Linked DNA regions of Mus musculus: region 2 is linked to region 1. The links are chromatin loops, found by intact Hi-C in ENCODE. Cell type or tissue: left cerebral cortex. All regions are shown on one strand. Each heading gives the region's core, and the rest is flanking DNA. Links, peaks and the distances in the headings are about the cores only. Region 1 has its middle 11 kb from the start of Sstr2. Region 2 overlaps 2610035D17Rik (RIKEN cDNA 2610035D17 gene).

What was found. A loop is a pair of places that touch in the nucleus more often than their neighbours do. Peaks named below come from ENCODE experiments on the same cell type or tissue, not always from the same donor. Only the 100,000 strongest peaks of a DNase experiment are listed, where the experiment ranks them.
Region 2: a loop joins it to region 1, with 5 times the contacts of the local background. A loop is called at or near these places in 27 of 42 quality-filtered maps.

The regions. Positions count from the first base shown.
Region 1 is chr11:113,628,122-113,633,491 of GRCm38, forward strand. It overlaps a transcript of Slc39a11 not described here. Among named protein-coding and RNA genes, the nearest start is that of Sstr2, 11 kb to the left of the region's middle. In left cerebral cortex, for the core only: a CTCF peak has its summit at 2,742 (motif pointing left); a DNase peak (open chromatin) is centred at 2,707.
Region 2 is chr11:113,185,530-113,190,899 of GRCm38, forward strand. The region is part of intron 1 of 2610035D17Rik (RIKEN cDNA 2610035D17 gene); the gene reads right to left. Among named protein-coding and RNA genes, the nearest start is that of 2610035D17Rik, 14 kb to the right of the region's middle. RefSeq lists an enhancer at 1-655. In left cerebral cortex, for the core only: no CTCF peak of the experiment used is centred there; a DNase peak (open chromatin) is centred at 2,903; H3K27ac peaks cover 593 bases.

The DNA of each region.
Region 1 (5,370 bases), core at 313-5,312:
GAAATTCACAGAAATGAAGACTCAGGAACAGTGCTTATGAAACAATTAAGGCCAGCTAAGAGCTGGGCGTGGTGGTGCACGCCTTTGATCCCAGCACTCGGGAGGCAGAGGCAGGCGGAGTTTGAGGCCAGCCTGGTCTACAAATTGAGTTCCGGGACACCAGGACAGCCAGGGCTATACAGAGAAACAAAAAAAAAAAAAAAAAAAAAAAAAAAAGGCCAGCTAAAGGAGTATACAGGTGTGTGCGGGTGTGTGTGTGTGTGTGTGTGTGTGTGTGTGAAGGTTGGGAGCCCCACCCTTCCCAGGCTGGGACCGCTGTGTCACCACCTTCCTCAGCTGTACATGCATGAGGTGTCATACAGGTAATGTAATGCTTGGATATGCTAAATAGGCTGTTCATTATTCATTAGATATGCTAATTAAGCGGTTCCTCACACCACGGGTGATATCTCCCTATTTGTGTACAAGAGACAAGAAACAATTCAGCCCTCAGCCCCTTGGTTGACCACAGCTGTAGGATATGAAGAAATTCAAGGGCAGGTATGTGGATGGTGCTACCCACTCCAGGTTCACAGTAAGCATGACACTTAGCATCCCGCATGTAGACTTCAACTGTACTTTAAAATGCCCTTTCTTCTTCTGGCTCCATAAGCAAGGGTTGTTGAGTGGTCAGAATGGCTGACTGCCCTACCCATGGCTAGCTTACCTTACTGGGCTGTGTTAATCTCCGACTATGTCAATACCACCTGGCTCCCAAAACTACTTGCTATTGCTTAGAAAGATACGTTCGGTGGGATTTATGATAGGCAAATAAATCACCCAAAAGGAAAAGTGCAACCATAAACCAAGACTACAGGAACAGTTGTTGCAAAAAGAAGAGGGAGGAGGAGGAAGAGGAGGAGGAAGAGGAGGAGGAGGAGGAGGAGGAGGAGGAGGAGAAGGAGAAGGAGAAGGAGAAGGAGAAGGAGAAGGAGAAGGAGAAGGAGAAGGAGAAGGAGAAGGAGAAGGAGAAGGAGAAGGAGAAGGAGAAGGAGAAGGAGAAGGAGAAGGAGAAGGAGAAGAAGAAGAAGAAGAAGAAGAAGAAGAAGAAGAAGAAGAAGAAGAAGAAGAAGAAGACAACGACGACAATGACAAGTGCATTCAGAAAAATCCCAGACTGTTACCAAAGGCAAAGTTAGTTACCAGTTCAGCCTCGGGCTGGCTTCTTGGCAGCCATAACAAATAGAGAGCCACTACTTCCTGTTCTTTTTGATACAGATGGGGGGGGGGGATTGGAAGGAAGAGCTACAGATTCACCTTCACCATTGCCACAGTTGGAAATATTCGTCTTTGAAAAAAATGCCTTTTCCCCCCCCTCACATAGGAAATGGCTCTAAGAAACTCAGAATGGTAGCAATCATTTCGGGAAGACAGGTCCGAGTAAGGCTATAGTGCTCCTGTCCCCATAGCTTGAGAAATTGCCTCCAACAAGGCTTTGATCCTAAGAAGCCACCCATAACCCCAAGATGGAATGTCTAAGCTGTGTCTGGGGTTACTCAGCAACAGGATGGTCATTTGAAGGCAGAAAAAAAGAGGACTTTAATATCAGTGATACAGGGCTCGGAGGTGATCTCACAAGTTTGAAAACCTATGTTCAATCGCCTGAATCCACACAAAAAAGTCAAGTGCAAGTCATGGGCTTGTGATTCTAGCAACGGCGAGCTGGGAGGTAGAGAGCCATGGACCCTTGGAAGCTCATTGGACAACTAGCCTGTCCTACATGGTGAAGATCCAGGCCAATAAGACCCTGTCTCAAACAAAGAATAGATGTGCCTAGTGTTCAACACTCAAGGCTGACACACCACACCACACCACACCACACCACACCACACCCCCCCACACACACACATACCCTGCCAACACATAGTATGCATATACATGAACACACACAACCCATACACAAACACACAAGATTAATAAATCATCCAGATAAGCCATCAGATTTCGTGATATGAAAATTTATGTTTTACCTGCTAGTCTACCTATATTTATAATTTAATTAAATTTTAAAAAATATGTTACTTTATTTTATACATATGAATGTTTTGCTGGCATGCATGGCTGTGTACCATGTGCATGCCTGGTGCCTGTGGGAGCCAGAAAAGGGCATTGGATGTCCTGGTGTAGGAGTTACAGATAGTTGTAACCTTGTGAATACTAGGGTCCTCTATAAGAACAGCCAGTGATATTAACCACTGAGCCATCTCTCCAGCCTCTGAAGCATCTATTCTGAAGATGACTTGTTTTCTGGATTTCTTTTATCAAGAAGGAGGAGGAGGAGGAGGAGGAGGAGGAGGAGGAGGAGGAGGAGGAGGAGGAGGAGGAGGAGAAGGAGAAGGAGAAGGAGAAGAAGAAGAAGAAGAAGAAGAAGAAGAAGAAGAAGAAGAAGAAGAAGAAGAAGAAGAAGAAGAAGAAGAAGAAGAAGAAGAAGAAGAAGAAATCTTTTAATGTAAATGTTAACACAGTTTTAGTTCAAAAAGTTACTCTTAGCTCCAATCCAACATTATGAAGACAGATCCGATGGATAAAGGGGAAGTGGATACAATAAAAAATAATACATCAGGGCTGGAAGACTAGCTCAGCAGTTAAGAGCACTTGCTACTCTTGCAGAGTTTGGTTTGGTTCTAAGGACCCACGTCGGGCTGCTCATCAGAACCTGGGACTCCAACTCTATGGATCTGATGCCCTCTCCTGGCTTCTGTGAACACCTGCACTCAGACGCACACAAATGAACATAATTAAAAGTAAAATAAATCTTTTTTTAAAAAATGCCTCGGATTGACTTTGTGATCCCTGATGGTGCGTTTTACAGACTACTACTCGCCTCCCAATAGAAGGATTGGAGCTGAATAACCTTGGGCATGGAGATGAATTCTGTACAGGGTTCGTGTCTTAGTTTAGAACATGCACCAGATGTGACGAGGACAGTGGAGGTGAAATGGTAGGAAGAAGGGACTCCGTGGACCCCGCAGCAGGCAGGGGGACTCCGTAGACCCGAAGGCAGAGGGGACTCCGTGGACCAGTAGAGCCTGTTTACTTACACACATCTGACCTCCTCTGTGTGGCAGAGCACAAGCGCTGCCTGCAGACACTGTTGGCTCCAGCTTCCCAAATGTGAGGTGTGCAGCATGAACACTGGGGTAGGTGGATAGGCAATGGCGGCTGAGGTCTATGCCCCCTCCACAACCAGCTCCAAGGGTGACTGTCCAACCAAGGGAAGTCACAATGGGTGAGAGTCGAGCTTTTCTGCCTTGCTGTAGAAGTAAAGCCTGTGGATCCAGGCAGTTGCAGGGTGTGGCTGAAAAATCTGATTTCCGCTTCTGGTGTGTGTGTGTGTGTGTGTGTGTGTGTGTGTGTGTGTGTGTGTGTGTGTGCAGCCTCTCAGGGTAAGTGCCGACAGGCACAGCTCTTGAGCTTGTACGTAATGACTTGGAATCGGTCACTTGACTCAACCACATTTTTTGCCAGCTTCAAAATAATTAATTCCCCGGCAAATGTTCTATCAACGCAAATCTTTCTTTTAGAGTTTCTTTTCCCTCTGTGCACAAATTCCTGGGGACAATCCCATTGGCAGAGTCTCTTCATTTCTTGTTTTTTTTTTTTTCCTAGAAGCTCATGTAGGGACGAGGATGGCAGTCTTCTGTAGCTGCCATTACCAATTGGATTCGGCAACCACTGGGCTGAGAATACTGTCTCAAAGACAAAGACGGCCCCCCATAGCCATGCCAATACTACCCACCCCTTCCTGCACTCAGAGGGGTTGAACACCAGTGGGTGAGCCACTTGTTCTCCTAGAGACGTCTCGGGCTGTTCGCATCTGGACTACGCCTGAAAACAGGGCTAAATATTAACCAAGCCCTAGCCAAACCCACTGGAAAGCAGTATTGATTCTCCTAAGAGTATACTGTCATTTAAATGAAATGTGAGGGTTGGATCCCAGTCTGGTTCAGGGAGCACCTGCCTCCCGTAGGACAGAGCCCGGAAGCAGGAGGGAGCTGAAGGCACAGGGTCAGCTTCCAGTGCAGATACCGAGCTGACACATGGGTGGGGGGCAGGCTTCACTTTGAAACCACCCCCTCCCTGACACAGGTGGGGAGGGGAGGGACCGGACTTCTTTGCTGGGATACTGGTCTCCAGGAGGGAGAACTGCTCACTTCGACTGCTCCTGCCACCAGAACCGGAAGCAGAAAAGGAACGTCCTGGTTTACAGATACAACTGTCTGGCCTTTTCACAAGGCCTGTTAGGAGATGTGATACGAGGGGCTGGAGAGATGGTTCAGAGGTCAAGAGTACTTGCTGCTCTTCCGGAAGACCTGGCTTCCCAGCACTGTGGCTCAAACAATCTTTGACTTCAGATCCAGAGAATCTGATGCCCTCTTCTGGTCTCTGTGAGCCATAGACATGCGTGTGGTATGCAGACATATGTGCAAGTGACACATCAAACTAACATAAAAAGATAAGAAAGAAGAGAGAGACAGACAGAGACAGAGACAGAGACAGAGAAAGCAAGGGGAGAGGAGGTGATACGATACAGGGGTTACTCATGAAGGAATCAGAAGTGCCGTGCCACGGCCTGGTCCATCTGCTATACTGTGGCAGAGACCCCAGTTGCCTAAGCAATGGAGAAGGTCCCTTGGCAGTAGAAGCCACTGAAGAAGAAAGTAACATGGAGGTCAACAGAGAGCTCAGCCCAGGGGCAAGTACTTATTAGTATCAAAGACCTTGTCATTCTTACATGCAGCTCCTCACAAAGAAGATGCTGTAAAGGGCTGGGGCAGGGGCCCCTGAGGGCAGTAACTAGTGCCGCAGAAGCAAAATCCACCATTAACTGGCTGAGGTAACTGGCCATCAATCGCACCATGGACAGCAGGGCACTAGCCATGCCAAACATGGTCAGTGACCCCTGTGCCTTATAGGCTAGGATACCCTGTCCCCAGAGTTAAGTTCATTGCCAAGGAAGCTGATATTTTCCCCAAAGGTATACAGTTTCTTCTATAAGACAGCTTATAGAAGAAAGTGCTTAGTCGGGTTTAGAGCTCCAGAGGGTTTGAATCCATGATGGCAGGGTAAAGGCATGGAGGCAGGAACAGCTGAGAGCTCAAGCCACGAGCAGGGCGCAGAGAATGCATGGGGTTGGGGTTGGGCTTTTGGAACCTCGAAGCTCATCTCCAGTGACTCGCCTCTTCCAATGAGACCACACTGCCTAATCCCTCCAAACAGTTCCACCAACTGGGGACCAAGTATTCACACATATGAGCCTCTGTTTGTGTGTGTGTGTGTGTGTGTGTGTGTGTGTGTGTACACACGTGTCCTCACGGGTGTGCAATTCTC
Region 2 (5,370 bases), core at 150-5,149, 440 kb before region 1:
CCGCCCGACACAGCTGACTCTCCAAAGGACCCTTAAGTTTCCACTTCAAGTCATCTACTCAGGGCAAAAGAAGTTAAGACCAAGGTACCCAGATACAACCCAATGGGTACCAAAGGACTCTCCTCCTCCTCCTCCTCCTCCTCCTCCTCCTCCTCCTCCTCCTCCTCCTCCTCCTCCTCCCCCTCCTCTTGATCAAGCTACAGGTTGACAGATGAAATAGGACTCTCTACAAAGCACTGAGTTGGAAGGCCTTGAACACCTATATGTGCAAGAGGTGGGTGTTATCAGCATGGTAAGGAAGTGACCAAGGAACTGCAGGAGAGGCAGTGACTGCCATGGGAGATGAAAATGAACGGTGTGGGTGGGAGAAGCGATCCATGCCCACCCATCCTCAGGGACTCTCCTGGAGTCCATAGTTAGCAAAAGCCTACACACGGCATTTCCTGTATTCTAGACCCAATTCTGGAAGATGTAAAGGAAGTAGGGACCCACCTTCCAAGTCCAAGCTGGGCTGCTAATGTCTCTCCAAAACCCAGCATTCATCCACTCGCAAGATCCGCACCATCCCCCAACCCTCAGGACAACAGCCTCAGCTCCTCTCTTCTGCTCTGACCAGCATCTACCCAGACCTAAACATCTACCCAAGCTTGCCACTGCGCGCAGTTCCTTGGTACAGATCTGCCCCCGTAGCTGAGGGATGAGGAATTTCTCAAGTAGCAGGCTTCCAACTACATCCTGAATACTTGAGTTTGATATCTTCTGCATGCACACGTGTGTTCAAGCAGGAAGTCCTGCGCTCACCAGCACACTGGCAGGACAGACACTAGGCTTCCTGAGAGCCATACCCCACCTCCTTCAGGACTCGCAACCCCAAAGCCCAGGAGCCCCTGCCATCTGCAGGAGGACAAGGTCCCACCAACACCCCTCCTCACCACTGCCCAGCATTGCAGGATCCACCCTGCACCAAGGTGACCTCGGTTCATACTCCAGGCAGCCTCTGGTGTCGGGGCTGCAGGTCCCACAGTGGGCGCAGTGCACTTGACTAGACAAGGATGCTTTAAGGACCTCACACCTGCAGTGTTAGCCCATCTAGTCTCACAGCTATCTTCCATGAGCTAGGACTCTGAGCTCAGCCACAAAGCCCACCTGGACAGGCCCTTTCCCTGTCACAGCTCCCTGTCTCCTCCTGGGGTAGAAAAGAAAGGGCAGAGGCGTACAGATCAGCGCTCAGGAGCCTCCTGCCTCTGCAGCACTCAGTACACACACACACACACACACACACACACACACACACAAGTGCATGCATGCATACATACATACATACATACATACATACCACACGTGCGTATGTGCACTTACACATACAGCTTCAGGGCCTACCATGCCTCTTGAGGAAAAAAAAAAAAAACAAACAGGAAGAAAGGCTCACAGACATGGGGACCCTCTCCTGGTGGGAGGGGTGAGGAGCCTTCTCTCTAGAAATGTCATCGGAGAAGGGTCCTCATGGTAAGACTATGACAGTAAGGTCCCTAAAAGCAGCCAGGCACCTCCCTCCCAGGGTCTGAGCTGGCTAAACCCTCACTACCACCATCCCCTTACAGGTGTGTGCTTAGCCTGCCAGAGACAGGGCCAACTGACACCTTGCTCTCTTGAATCTCAATGGCCAGTGCTCAGCTTGTGCTGAGGAGGCTGGGGAGAGGCAGGAAGGCCATGGATAAAGCCCAACCCAGAGTCAGCTCCTAAAAGGTGCAGGCCTGGCAATCTCCACAAATCGCTGTGATCTTCACCCATTCAGCCCCACCACACCCCAGATGTCATGAACGAACCCTGTTAGAGTGCAGCCTGTGAGGTGAGTGCCTATGCGCCTCCCCCCTTCTCCCTCTCTCTGTCTCTCTCTGTGTCTCTCTGTCTCTGTCTGTCTGTCTGTCTGTCTGTCTCTCTCGCTCGCTCTCTCTCTCTCTCTCTCTCTCTCTCACACACACACACACACACACACACACACACACACAGAGCGAGAGAGAGTCTAGAACCATCAGAGTTGGAACTGGAGCCTCAGGAAGTAACTCAAGGCAAGGGGATTTCCCTCTCAGAGTCTTGCTAAGCCTGCGTGAGATGAGCCTGTCTCATCGAGACGGTATAGGGCTCGGTAAGTTGTTCACAGGGCCCACTCCACTCCGTGGCTGTTCAACAAACATTCAGATGCCCTGCTCTCAAAAATGGCTGGTTGTAGAACTTTTTGGTGTCTATGACCTGAGAGAAATAAATTTCTGTGCCACACCACAGTCAGGTCTGCTCTAAATAGTGAGGGACACACACACGGCACTCATAGATGGTCACCCTCCCCAGTGAGCCACCAAAAGTCCTTGAGACCATGACTCTTCTAAAATACATACAGAGTTACACAGCTGGTGCCCAGTCTACTGAACTGGGAGGTTTTCCCTAGCCAAATAATAGGGGAAAAAATAAAAATATAACCACTTCACTTTGGGATTTCTCCTTGGCCAGCAAAGATAACTTGCCAAAGGGTTTTTTTTTTTTTTTTTTTTTTTTTTTTTTTTTTTAGTTTCCAGATTGGGGGAAGGAGGACTTCAGGATCAGGATCTGTTACCTGATGAAAAACTTGCAACTGACCATCCCATGCCAACACTTCCCCCAAACTGCAATGATAATAACCCACAAGGCTCTTCCCATCAAAGCCGGTGCAGACCCCCGTCTTCTGTTTGCTCAGACCCCTGCTCTCCAGCACAAAGTCTTTATTGCTCTCCCTGCAGGGGTGAAAATAAAGGGGGTTTTGTGCTCCTCCTGTCCCCCCTCCCTCTGCTGGCTGAGAGAGTTTATCTGACATTGCAGGAGTCTTTGTAAACTGAATGTCCCAGGATAAGCGGTCCCTTAAGAGTCCCTTGGCCTGGGACAGAGGGACCCTCTCCAGAGGAGAATGGGGAGCTTGTTCCAATGTGCTTTTAATAGGGGGGGCGGGGTGTCCCCAGGACAGGCCTCCAGCACGCTCACAGAAGGGTCTCTGTCCCAGGGCTACAATGGAGGGAATTCTTAAAGACAGGGATGTTGAAGGGAGGGGGGGTGAAGTTTTTCCTAAGGGGAGGGGAGGGAAGTTGGAGGGAAAAGGGGGAGGAATGGCAGTCCTTCTCATGGCCAGAACAATCCAGGCTGTAACAAGGCCTCTCTATGCCTCAGGAGCAACTGAATGAATGGCTGGGCCTTAGCAGCTCCACAGAGCAGAATTCTCCTGGCATCTGGGTCTCCTGTCAGCACAAGATCTGCGTCCCAAATCCAGGATGTGAGCTACCAGCACACCAGAGGAAAAAAAAAAAAAAGTCTTTCTTACAAGGAGGGGAACCTTGGTTACCTTGTCTTAAGCAGGCACCCTCCAAAAGCCACAAGAGTCCAAATACCCACCCAGGGAAAGGATGGACGCGGTACCCACTAAACCTTTAAATAAAAAGTGCTCCCGAGCGGTTGTTCTGTATTTTCACTCTATTGACGTGACTGTGCACAGGCCTAAGAAGTTAAGGGGTCTTCCTGGAGTGAGGTGTCCACTCGGATCAGCCCCAGCAATCCCCTGCCTTGTCCGTGGCCTGCAGGAAGCAGCTAAGGAAAGAGGAGACACCTTCAATGTCCACGCTAACCAAAGAGGCATAGATAGAGTCACCAGGTTCTGAGAAGATAAAGCGGCCCAAGGCTATGCTGTGATGTCACAGCAAAGGACGGGGCTGGGACCAGGGCTGACCAGGACTTTGTAGATAGAAACAAAACATGGAGGATAGAAGCCTGAGGATTCTGGGACCAGCCACATGGACCAGCATCCTATGTGGAAAATCAATGGGGCAGCTTTTGCAGTTGGATGCATCGGGCAGCAACAAAACCAGAGAACACATACCTATGGTTCCATGAAAGAGAGGAGCCAAGGCACATGAAACAGTCGTGGTGGTGGTGGTGGTGGTGGTGGTGGTGGTGGTGGTGGTAGTGGTACACATGGCTACAAGCCATCAAGAAGAGGAATTCTGGGTGCAAAAGAAAACTTTGCAAAAATAAAAAGCCAATCCTGGATGAGTTTATCCTGGTCCTTGGATGAAAATATAGGCCTCAAGTTCACTGTCATTGCTGAGACTCACTAACTTAATGGATAAAGAGGAGGCAGGAGATGTAGCAGAGGAAGGACCCAGGCAAGGTCCTGGGCTGGCACTAGCCATTGCAGACCCCCAACACTTATGAGCTAGAAGGTGCCACCTGGCTTCCTCCCCCCACACCTCCCTCTAGCCACTCAAGCCAACACATCCCCAGGCTGGCTATTCGTCCCACCTACCTTCCATACTGAAGTCCACACACTGCTTTTATACAAGTCACCTCACCAAAGCCCATGGAAACCACAGCCCAAATTCTACACTTCCTAGAGAAAAACCCCAGAGGGAATTGGGCCTTCTAGTTAGAAAATGAAAACTTTCTCCCCCCAATTAAATCCAGCAACATGAGAGCACAGATGTGCCCCTGTCCAAGCAGAGAGAACCACAGAGCTGACTTTTTCAAATCACAGAAGGTCTAAGGTCCGGGTGGTAGGGGCTGGGGAGACGGTTCAGATGGCTCCACTGGCTGCCCAAACCCGGTGATCAGAGTTTGATTCCAGGAACCCAGGTAGAAAGCCGGATGCTGTGGTGTTTCTCTGTAACCCCAACACTCATACAGTAAGACAGACACACAGACAGGAGAACGGGATGTGAGTTAACACAAGTGGTGTAGTGGTAGAAACGAGAAATTCTGCCTCAAAAGCAAGGTGCAAGGAGAGTTGTCCTCTGACCTTCATATGCATGCACACACACACACACACACACACACCTGCACACACTCATCTGCAGGAATACACACACACACACACACACCTATACACACAATCTACACACACACATATCTACATACTACCTGCACACTGTCCTCTGACCTTCATATGCACACACACAGGCACACATTTGCACACATCTGCACGCACACACATCTGCAGGCACACACAATCTACACACACATCTATACACATCTGCACACACACACATAGGAAAACCTAAATATTTTTTTTTAATCAGTAGAAGGAAGGATTTAAGTCCACCTACTACAGTGAACGATGCCTTCTTCAACCCCAAATCTTCCCTCAACCTCAAGGTCACGGGACTTCCATTCTCCACCCTCCCAGCCACGTCAATTAAAGAGTACAAAGGACCAGCTACATGATGGCAGGAAGTGGGTGCAGCTCAGACAAGGAAGGGCATCTCAGCAACCTGTCAGAAGGTGATGTTGCATGGCTCCCCCTAGTTCTAGGCATAGCATCCAAAGAGTGGACCCAAGCAATAGGTCTGCCCTGTAAGT